Regions from separate parts of the Homo sapiens genome. Here region 2 is linked to region 1. A link is a contact called in ENCODE Hi-C or POLR2A ChIA-PET data. All regions are on one chromosome and are shown on one strand. Each heading gives the region's core, a stretch centred on a gene start or an enhancer-like site at or near the end of the contact. The rest is flanking DNA. Distances are from core to core; before and after follow the strand shown. Region 1 has its middle 55 kb from the start of SORBS2. Region 2 overlaps LOC101928929 (a long non-coding RNA gene).

The links. Hi-C counts contacts between places; a loop is a spot of excess contacts on that map. ChIA-PET counts read pairs that join two places held with the same protein, here RNA polymerase II (POLR2A).
Region 2: a loop to region 1 is called in a map of PC-3, with 2.5 times the contacts of the local background. The contact joins two enhancer-like sites. A Hi-C loop is called at or near these places in 3 of 168 maps with a recorded cell type or tissue (PC-3, Right ventricle myocardium inferior and endothelial cell of hepatic sinusoid). POLR2A ChIA-PET finds 5 or more read pairs at or near these places in 1 of 52 experiments (OCI-LY7).

The regions. Positions count from the first base shown.
Region 1 is chr4:185,863,814-185,869,602 of GRCh38, forward strand. It overlaps a transcript of SORBS2 not described here. Among named protein-coding and RNA genes, the nearest start is that of SORBS2, 55 kb to the left of the region's middle. Within about 2 kb of position 2,403, at least 10 of the 41 ENCODE cell types and tissues checked have a DNase peak (open chromatin) inside an H3K27ac peak, as active enhancers do; they include PC-3, where a contact is called at or near this core.
Region 2 is chr4:185,908,607-185,914,395 of GRCh38, forward strand. The region is part of intron 2 of LOC101928929 (a long non-coding RNA gene); the gene reads left to right. It also overlaps a transcript of SORBS2 not described here. Among named protein-coding and RNA genes, the nearest start is that of SORBS2, 99 kb to the left of the region's middle. Within about 2 kb of position 2,870, at least 3 of the 41 ENCODE cell types and tissues checked have a DNase peak (open chromatin) inside an H3K27ac peak, as active enhancers do; they include PC-3, where a contact is called at or near this core.

The sequences.
Region 1 (5,789 bases), core at 1,153-3,652:
TATAACCTCTTCATTATAAGCCTTTAATTTTCTCCCCATTTTAGTGTTGTTTGTACAATTTAGAAAGGGCTATATTTAACAATATGGGGTTCTTTAATTTTTTAGCTATGAAATAAAGCATAAAAAGAAGATAAAGGTCTCTACAGGAACACAGATTATTATTTACAAAGATTAACCACAAGCTTTCCATGTTTTCCATCCTATTTATTGTGGTCTGCAAGATAAGGTGAAGTATGCAATGGCTAACTCTTGTGTTATAGTTAATTTTAACTCTCTTATCAATAAGCAGATGCCTTTTCAAGTTATAAAAAGTGTGCCATTATTACTATCAACTGGAGAGAATGAGGTCATTGTTCTCATTATACTATAAAAAGCCGGAGTGTAACAGAAGGGCAAAAACATACCTCAAGAAAAACACTCATGCCACCAACAAAATACCTTTGAAGCAAAGAATATCACATTGAATTTTCCCCACAACTAAACATTAGATTCAAAGAAAGAGATTAAAAGCCCTGAAAAGAAGTGGTCTCTTAGAATTAAAGGACCACGTTTATTTTTGTGATGCTCCGTTTATTACTTGTACAGTAAGACTTTTACATGCTGATTTGTAAACTTTTCTATAAAGCAAAAAACTAGGATAGAAACATCCAGCTGAAACTTACTATTACATTTGAAGATTTGAAATCATCACCACTATCACTATATTTGCTTCATCAAATTTAATTTTAAAGATTTGGGAAGTGGAGGCAGGCAAAGAATTATTTAACAGTTTACTAAGAGAAAACGCCTTGGTAAGAGCAAATAGATCACTGAACGGCCGGGTGCGGTGGCTCACGCCTATAATCCCAGCACTTTGGGAGGCCAAGGCAGTCAGATTGCTTGAGGTCAGGAGTTCGAGACCAGCCTGGCCAACATGGTGAAACCCTGTCTCTACTAAAAACACAAAAAATTACCCGGGCATGGTGTCAGGTGCCCGTAATAACAACTACTTGGGAGGCCGAGGTAAGAGAATTGCTTGAACCCAGGAGGCAGAATTTGCAGTGAGCTGAGACGAAGCCACTGCACTCCAGCCTGGGCGATAGAGTGAGACTCTGTCTCAAAAAAAAAAGAAAAAGAAAAGCATATCCTGGACGGTGGGTTGTGTGTACTGAGAATGGGGGAAGGATGAACGGGAGGGGCGGACAGCAGAAGAGGAGGAGCCGATGCTTTGGGCTCAATCTTTACCTGCCCCGCCTGGTCCATATTCTTGCTACCTTCCCAGCTCCCAAAATGAAAGCTCAGTTTCGACATTACCATGGGCATCTTTCTGTTGCGTTTTCCTGTCTTTGATATGGCTGCCAAGATGGAGTAATTTAGAGTTCCCTTTATTATTCAAAGAGAATAGTTCACATAAGTTTAGTTATCAACCTCCAACTCAAGTGACGGAAACGTTAAGAGGTGCGGTGACAACAGCGCACCGCGGCCCCCTGCACAGGAACAAGGGGCGGGAATTTCAGGGACTCCACTGTGGCTGCTGCATCTACCTGCTGGCTTCCACTCCTTGCCCCACTCCCCCATCCTCATCAACACCCACTAATTTAACTCTATTGGAAATCATCCTCCTGGTTGAAGTGTCATATGCAAACCTCAGACCTAAAATCAGCAGATGTATTATTACCGGTCTCCCTTGAGAACTGGTTAAAAAACAACAACAAAAATAAGAACAAAACCTGAAAGACTTAGGAGATCTATAGGCTTTAACGGGTATTAAGTTCTGGAATGGGAACACGGAAACGTACAGAACACCATTTCAAGAACATCCTTCCTAAAGGAATGAGTTCATCCACTCAGGACATTTTCAAGGCACTCTTAGCCTAACTTTTAGACGTTTCCTTCCACTTTAAGCACGTTATATTTTTCTTTAGTCCTCGATAATGTGACCTCTGGTTCTGGTCTCAGAGAACGCTAGTCAAGCTGTGGCACCATCGGGTTTTAAAGTCTGCTCCCAATTTTTTATCAGATACTGTACTATGAAAATTCTAGCTCTTTCTTGATAAACATGCCTTTTAATTTATCTTACACAAGGTGCTGAGATTTTTCTTTTAATGATAAAACAGGGTTGGCTCTGAAATACCAACTGTCCACAAACTGGTTTCAAATGGCATGATGTAACTAGGCTTTTTGCCATGGGTCTCTGTGAACTCTCGCCCAGGAAATGCAGGTTTTGATATGTACAAATTGCCAAAGGAAATTCCAGAAGGCCTAGAAAGCCTAAAAAATGCAGCCATATTTAAGAGTGTTTTCTGTTTTCTAATTCTTGCATTGGTTTCTGTGGTTAAAAGATTCCTGTCACCAGCCAGTTGTCATTGTAAGATACTGATTACCAAGGAGTGGCCGGGGTTGCTAGCGTTCCCTGAGTACCAGTGCTGAGATTAAATGTGCCAGTGTTCCCAGCCTCTCAGCAAACAAACCAAGCGCAGTGTTTACCAGGAAGCTGAAATGGAGAACCTGTCCCAAATCAGACTTAATTTCATTTAATTCACTTACCCTAATTGTTAGTAAGAAGACTGAATTTAAATTAAACACTTTGCCTTGGAACTGGGTTTTACTTAAATAGAACTGTCCCTCCTATGGAAAACAAGTATACACTCACATGCATATTGCACTTAATGCACATTCAATTTTGTAAGGGACATGAGCCCCATTCAAGAGCGTCATGTTTCTTCCTCCTGTTTCTTGTTCCATCCTATACAGTGGAGGTAATAACGGATTCGCTTGCTTTAGTTCAAATCATTAGAAAGAATTATTTCTAGGCAAAACAGAGACAGTTTCACCTCATTTCTCTTTTTTCTCCATCTCAAAATTGACAGTTCTAATCTACATAACAAATTATACTTTATGACAAGCTACTTGTTTCCTATCTTGAATATTGTCTTGAAACCTCAGTAAAACTCGTAGATTACTGCCACCTTGCAATTTATTTTATCACTATTGCTACCATATCCTGAATTGCCAGCACCAATAAATGTACATTTCTTAATACAAATTGCTTGTTTCAGTGTGCATTCTATGCCCAAGCATTGGCATTACAGAACAAGGGAATAAAGGCAGGACTCTGAGTTATGAGAAAATAACACAGTGCTCTAATGAGGAGAGATCTCCTTCAGGAGTAACGCAATGTATACTAAAATATTAAAGGTTTATTTTATTTTATTTTATTATTTATTTATTTATTTTGAGATGGAGTCTCACTCTTTCACCCAGGCTGGAGTGTGGTGGCGCCAGCTTGGCTCACTGCAACCCCCGCCTCCCAGGTTCAAGCGATTCTCCTGCCTCAGCCTCCTGAGTAGCTGGGATTATAGGCATGCACCACCACACTCGGCTAATTTTTGTATTTTTAGTAGAGATGGGGTTTCACCATGTTGATCAGGCTGGTCTCGAACTCCTGGCCTCGTGATCCGCCCGCCTCAGCCTCCCAAAGTGCTGGGATTAGAGGCATGAGCCACCGCGCCTGGCCAGAAGGTTTATTTTAAAGATGAAAATAGAACTTCCTATTAGCAAAGGGCTAAATAACTTTTAGCTACTTTAGGCTTTGAGTTATGACAAGATGATCCCTCTTCACCTGATATGAAAACAGGCACGAGTAGAGAGAAAATGCACCAGGGTGGACGGACTTCCTGTCATGTCTGCAAGATCTATGTTTGCATATCTTTTATTTCATTTTCATCTATAATACAGTAGGTGGACAATCTTAGTCCAAGAAGTCAGAGGGAGGAATGATCACATTTCTTGTTTAAGTCAGCTCAAATTTGAGTTCAACCATTGGACTGACAGGAAATGAAACCCAAATCATCCCTGCTTGCTTGCTTCCTTGAGCTCTATTCCTGTCATGCAAAGGTCCTGACACCGGTCTAGGCTAGGATTGAAGGGAGGTCCCAGGCATTAGGACAGATGTAGTCCATTATCGACTCTCTCTAAATTACCTTCAGGTCTGGGGACTCTACTGCTTGTTGCCATACTTGGCTCTGGGAGTCCCCAGAGAGGCTGGGGCACCTACACCTCGAGGGGGCACCGTCTCTAGGGGCATTACACAGCTAACCCTCAGGGGTCCCACCAACTATTCATAGCACAAATAGTGTCCCAGCTCTATCTCATCTGTTAGAAAATCTCTCCCTCTTGAGGCCTTTAAAGGCCAAGTCCTTTCTTCCCTTCCTTCGGGACATTCCCTAATCTCAGTTCATTTCAGCCTCCATAAAAGACAATAAGTGCCTCTAACTTCCAACAGGAATTTAGTTAGAGGGGTAGAGTAACAAATAGAAATTAAAAGCTTCTACTTTCCTTTCTCTTTTCTTTTCTTTTTTTCTTTCTTTTTTTTTTTTTTTGAGGCAGAGTCTCACTCTGTCACCCAGGCTGGAGTGCAGTGGCACGATCTTGGCTCACTGCAACTTCCGCCTCCCGGGTTCAAGCGATTCTCCTGCCTCAGCTTCCCGAGTAGCTGGGATTACAGGCGTGTGCCACCATGCCCAGCTAATTTTTTGTATTTTCAGTAGAGACAGGGTTTCACTATGTTAGCCAGGATGGTCTCAATCTCCTGATCTCGTGATCCACCCACCTCGGCCTCCCAAAGTGCTGGGATTACAGGCATGAGCCACCGTGCCCAGCCGAAAGCTTCTACTTTCTAAAAGACACCCCAGCTCCTAAAATTTCAAGAAGGAGGGATTAGTGCTAGGTTGAGGGGCGTGGAGGGAAAAAACGAAGACGACACAGACAAATGAATATTTTAGTAAATTGCCTCACCACTATTTAATATCATGAGTGTTGGCTAAGCACCACGTTTTTTGTGCCACCACCGGTTGTAATTTTTTTCATGTTGTGCCCTCTCTGTAAAGCCTGTTTAGGGGAATAGAGAAAAGCTAAAGGTGTTCGGCAAAACAGTGACAGGGACGCTGTCTCCATCACCAGGGGCAAGTCATGCTGTGTCAATATTCTACCAAAGAGTATTATTTTTGAATCAGTAGAGAAAAATCCCTTGTCTCAGGCAGTGGTTGGACACTTTGTCAGCTATAAATCACATGTTCGTTAAGTTAGCACAGAATATTCCACTTTAAATACAGGGTAATGAAGACAAACAGAATCCCAGGGGTTCAACCTGGAGGAGAAACAATGCTGATTTTATGGAGCATATGAGAAATACACAATCGCAGCAAACTTCTGAACGCTTGGACTGTTGGCCAAGAACTTGCCTTTGGTGGTGAGCAAGTGAAAACTGACCAGAACTCTGCCTAGTGTGGAAGAGGAGAGTACCACATCAACAAACCAGGCACTGGAATGGGCAGGTGGTTTTCTATTCCAAACAGCAAACTCTAAGAATAGCGATCTTATAAATAATTGAGAGAAAATATTTTCTTAATCTTTCTGACTCACTGGAGAACTGCATTGTGACACTTTTTCTTAATCTTTCTGACTCACTGGAGAACTGCATTGTGACACTTTTTCAGGTAGGAAATGTATTCAGTTGGTAGGAGGAACTGGAATAACTGCAGGTTAAACAAATACAAGGTTTATTTTTTTCTACTGAAAACAGTAGATATAGGCAGATCAAGACTTTTCTGAAGGGCCCACTGTATGACCCCTGTCTCAGTCTCCTTCTGTCTTTATGCTGCTACCCTGGGCATATGCCCTCATACTTGGCTCCTACCAGATGGCTGCTGCACCCTCAGCTCCCACACGCACATTCTAGCAAGAAGCAGCAGCCAACAGGTCAAGAGCAATAAGGCAGATGCGAACATTTCTTGAAGCCTCACTCATTC
Region 2 (5,789 bases), core at 1,620-4,119, 45 kb after region 1:
CTGAAGCTGTACTGTGTTTCCTCAGGAGACAATCTTCTAGACCTCTGAAATGAATGAGTCCTTAACCAAATGAATTTTTGTAAATATTTCTATAAACTAGTAAAAACTTTTAGAGCAAAGGAGTTCATCTCAGGAGAGTAAGATATAGGAGACCCACAATGATGGAGGCTCTGTTCTATCAAGACACAAAACAGATAGGTTGAGCCATAAAACATGAAACCATAAGGCTCTAAAATATAACCCTTGCATAACATATAAAAATATATGAATATATGCATTATACATGTACTTTATATACATGTATTTTTATATAATACATATATAAAAATAAATTTTGTATATTTATATAAATTCAACAATCCCACTACTGGGTTTCTACCCAAAGGAAAAGAAAAAATAAATTTGGTATATTTGTATGAATCCAACAATCCCACCACTGGGTTTCTACCCATAGGAAAAGAAGTCGTTATATCAAAAAGACATCTGCACTCATGTGTTTACTGTAGCAGTACTCACAATGGCAAAGATATGGAATCAACCTAAGTGTCCATCAACAGATGACTGAATAAAGAAAATGTGGTATATATACAATGGAATCCTATTCAGCCATAAAAAATGAAATTATGTTTTTTGCAGCATAATGAATGGAACTGGAGGTCATTACCTTAAGTGAAACAACTCAAAACGTCAAATACTTTATGTTCTCACTTGTAAGTGGGAGCTAAATAATGTGTAAGCATAGACGTAGAATGACAAGCATTGGAGACTCAGAAGGGCTAGGGGTATGTGGGGAGGGGGTGGATGATGAAAGATGACTTAATGGGGACAATGTACATTATCTGGGTGATGGATCTACCAAAAGCCCAGACTTCACCGCTACACAATATATCCACATGACAAAATTACACTCGTACTTCTTAAATTTATATAAATTAAGATAAATAAATAAAAGGGTAAAAAAAAGAAAAAATAAAGTCATTGCATTAAAAATCTTTCAAGCATTGCTTTATCATCGCATAAATGTAGCCAAAGATTCTGAAGAATTATGAGGGCTTCTGTGAAGACATTGTTTCACTGCCACTCAATATAACTTGTGAAAACTTTGGTCAAGAACTCTAAACTAGGAAAACATGCAAAGAAATGTTCACTCATAGCAATATTTGACACAGTTGATTTTTCTGCTGCATTTCTTTTTCTACAAAGAGAAATATTATTCAAAGAGAAAAAATTTGCCAGGCATGGTGGCAGGTGCCTGTAATCCCAGCTACTCAGGAGGATGAGGCAGGAGAATTGCTTGAACCCGGGAGGCGGAGGTTGAAGTGAGCTGAGATCGCTCCACTGCACTCCAGCTTGGGTGACAGAGCTAGACTCCATCTCAGAAAAAAAAAAAAAAAAAAAGAAAAGAAATATATTCCCTTCAATGTCATGCCTGGCTGTGTGTCTGACACTGTTCAAGATCTAATGAAAGGAAATGTTAAGACACACCTAGTATGTGATTCAGCCCAAATTCCAGCCAGGCCAAGGTGGCTCTGCAACTGTGCTCTTTGCCACAAATGACCCTGTGTCCTGCAGAATAAAGGACACTACAAGTAATAGCACTGGAGTACAATGTGTGCCCTATGCATATATTTATAAAATGCTATGGTTCCCACTGACGAGAAGGGCCTGGCCACACCCTACTCCATTTTCAATGCGTTTCCTGTGTTTCTATCTCTTACTGAAAAGAAATGCTGATTTTGTAACAAAGAAGCCTTGCTATCCTTCAAAACCCCTTTATGAAGTTGACTTCATTTTATCCTCTCCATTTCCATCAATACTCCCAACTCTGGAGACTTTCTCCCCATTCCTCTCCTGTCCTCCCTTCTCTCTTGCCTCATATTCAGAACACAGATAGAGCTTGAAGATCATGGCTTCTGGTATGAAACTTTTATTATTCATTTATGTGTTTGTTTGTTTTTTGAGTCTGGGTCTCACTCTCTTTCCCAGGCTGGCGTTCAGTGGCTCAATCATGGCTCACTGCAGGCTCAGCCTCCTTAGCTCAACCTCCTCCCACCTCAGCCTCCTTAGCTCAACCGCCTCCCACCTCAGCCTCCTGAGTCGCCGAGATGGCAGGCATGAGCCAGCACATCTGACTGCAACTTTTATTCTATAACCTAAATCCTGTGGGTATACAAAGATGCAGATATAAACAGGTATCACAGACTGTATTATATATGAGAAATAAAATATTTATAATTTCTCTACATCAGTAAATCAGAATTTAACATTATCCAAATTCCCTTCCAGACTTTTCTCAGGTGCGTGGTTTCAGAGTAGGACTCGTTTCTTATATACAATGCGGTGTTTGATTTTTTAAAAAAAAAAAACTTCCCTTGGAAAATACTAAAACTATTATGCATTGAGTCATTTAATATTCAGAATAACCTCACAAAGCAGGTGTTAACAACTTCCATTTTACCCTTTATAAAATAAAGACTCTAGAGAGATTAGATAAGTAGCTTGTCCAAGTTTACAAACAAGTTTATGCCCTTTCTACTGAGCTACATTTCCTTTATTGTCTTATAACATAAACTTATCTCATATGTCTGATAAAAACTGTCCAAGAGGCTTCAAAATTATGATGATTTTCTTTTCTTTTCGAGACAGAGTCTCGCTCTGTCACCCAGGCTGGAGTGCAGTGGCATGATCATGGCTCACTGCAGCCTTGACCTCCTGGGTTCAAGTGATCTTCTTGCCTCAGCCTCCTGAGTAGCTGGAGCTACAGGTGTGCACCACCATGCCTGGCTAATTTTTTTTATTTTTTGTATAGGTGGAGTCTCACTATATTGCTCAGGCTGGTCTTGAACTCCTGGGCTCAGTCTTCCCACCCCAGCCTCTCAAAGTCCTGGGATTATAAGCATGAGCCACCACGCCCAGCCTGATTTTCTCCTTGAGTGCGCAAGTTTCCCTCTTGGTGGATACACTTAACCGCACTTTAATGGTTCTAAGATACACATTTTAACATCTAAGTCGGGATGTATCTCAAGATCAAGGACAACTGACATTTGCTGTCACGTTGGCCAGGTGGCAGCGGTGACAGACTGGTCACTGCCTGCAGGGGCTTAATATGGTTATAGTTTCAGTGGCACAACTGGGCAACTGTAACTCATTTATGTCAGGTCCACAGATGACAAGGATCTCTTGCAGAAAAAATAGAAGACCTGGCTGGGTTCTGAAAACCTCTTATTGACACATTATTAGATCAAGAAGCAATTAGCATCAACATTCACAGAACAGTTTGTGAGCAACTTGCAGGAAGATCCCAGAGATGGCTGCAGGGCACAGATAAGAAATGCCACATCACTAGTGCTCTCCATGGCACAGAGAAATACTTATGGAAAAACATGGACTTTGATGATTCACAATTGAAAAGTGACTCAGAAGAGCTGGACTTTGTAGGAGAAAAACATTGAAAATAATCTAACCAATTATTTCACTTATTTTTCATTTTCATGTATGCACAAAATGCATGTTTAAATAACCCTAAAAAACTCTTTCAGTAAGTGTAGTTTTTAATTAGCAGTGCTTCTTTCTTTTCTCAGTGGTGTGTAGCTAGCCTCGTACAGGTGACAAAATATAGGTAATTTATTTGAAGCATCTCTTATTGTTTGGCACTCATTATTTTCAAATGTTTGCTATTAAAGATAGATAATGCTAGGCCGGGCATGGTGGCTCATGCCTGTAATCGCAGCACTTTGGAAGGCCGAGGCGGGTGGATCATCTGAGGTCAGGAGTTCGAGACCAGCCTGGCCAACATGGTGAAACCCCGTCTCTACTAAAAATACAAAAATTAGCTGGCTGTGGTGGTGGGCACCTGTAATCCCAGCTACTCAGGTGGCTGAGGCAGGAGAATCGCTTGCACCCAGGAGGTGGAGGTTGCAGTGAGCCGAGATCATGCCACTGCACTGCAGCCTGGGCAACAAGAACGAAACTCCATCTCAAAAAAAAAAAAAAAAAAAAAAAAAAGAGTTTCTATTTTGTCATAGTAGGAGAAAAGGGAAAGGGTATTCAAAACAAGAAGCTGTCACTAAACAAAAAATCATAATTACCTTGAGATCCTGGCAGCTTCTTTGTTAGCCCTCCATTTCACCATGCTAATTATAAAGAAAAGTAAACTTACATTTTTTGCTCTGGAGAACATCAAGCAAAATATTTGATCTGCTGTCTAAGCACCTGATGGTATGAACAATTGGAACTGTTAGACAACAAACAATAGCATTAAACACTCACCTTCCCGTTTCGAATGTTACATAATAAACAGCCGGATACTGCTGACATTAACACCCATTATTGTGCTGCATTAGTTTTATGGGTGCAATAAACACTCCTGGATGATGAACATTTTGTAATTCAAAGAATGACTCATGGAAAATAGTTTTCATTTGCTAAAGTGCTGCAGGGTTGCATTAAAAAATGTCTTGCTGTGCTGAAATTGATTCCATCTGAACGGCAGTTCAAAAGCTACCAGCAACTTTAAAAATGCACAAGGATGTTTTGCTTCTTTCATCTATTTGGGAAAACAGAAGCAACCAAATATAATAATGTTCCTGGGACCCACTGCATGGTTATGTCCTGTTACATAAACAAGCATTATATAAAACAGAGTCATGATTAGCCTATCTTTTTATGGAACAAATAAACATTAACCAAATAAAACCAGTTTTTACCAGATGGCATCCAATAAAATATTACCATTGAGGCTCATTCTGTCCAAACCTTTAAAAAATGTTACCATACCTTGATTTAGGTTGACCTGACAGACCAACATCTGAACTTTTAAAAAAGATTTTACCAAAGGATTCGCTGAGTGATTCTTTCGAGACGAGTCTAAACCAATACAATCAAATAGAATTCAGTTCAAACTGACTGTTTTCTCTGATCGCAATGATTGTGTTAAACGGTAAGACTGAAGAAGTCACTTCCTATTAAACATTTTCTCATTTCGTTTCTTCTTGGGGATTTAATTAAACCAGATTCTGAAGAGGATGGTGACTAGTTGGTTATTGTTAGCAAGACAGGAGTTAGAGCAAATGACATTGTAACACCAGGAATGTCTCTCTTTGAGATTTTAAAACTAGAAGAGATTCTCATTATTCTGGATTTTAGGATGTATGAATGACTCTTCAAAGACTCATTCATTGCAATGGTTTAGTCTGAATGTAATCCCAGGAAAATAAATTTGTTTTTGAGCTCTGAAGATCCAATATCTAAAATGTTGATGTAGAAAACATAATTTAATCTTTATAACATCCCCATGTGGGACATGGTTAGCTCTAGATCACTCTGAATTTTAATCCAGTAGTGCTTCATAAGACCATACACCTTTCTGAAGGGTTTCAGAGCACAAACCTTCAAATATGTTCAGTTATTGACACACAAAGCTTAAAAATAAGAAATTTTGAGTACCAAAACAAGTATGTTTTAAAGTACTCACTCTTCAGTCTGAAATTCCATGATTCTATACCTGGGTTATTTTCACTGTGGACAATAACTAGCTTGCTCTAGCTTTGCCAATGTTGCCACAACCATCTATAAACAAACTCAAAAACTGAAAAATAGAAAACAACACTATATTTTTCATTTTTTCTCTAGGAAAGTTAGAAATAAGTATATTTTCTCTCCTTTCAAGTTCTGAAACAAAAACCCCACTAATCGTGTATACTTGCACTGACTCTTGCCTCAGTAAATCTCAGTTAAGTAATTTGTTACAGTAGCATTTCCTCATTCTGGTATAATTTTTATGTACAGAC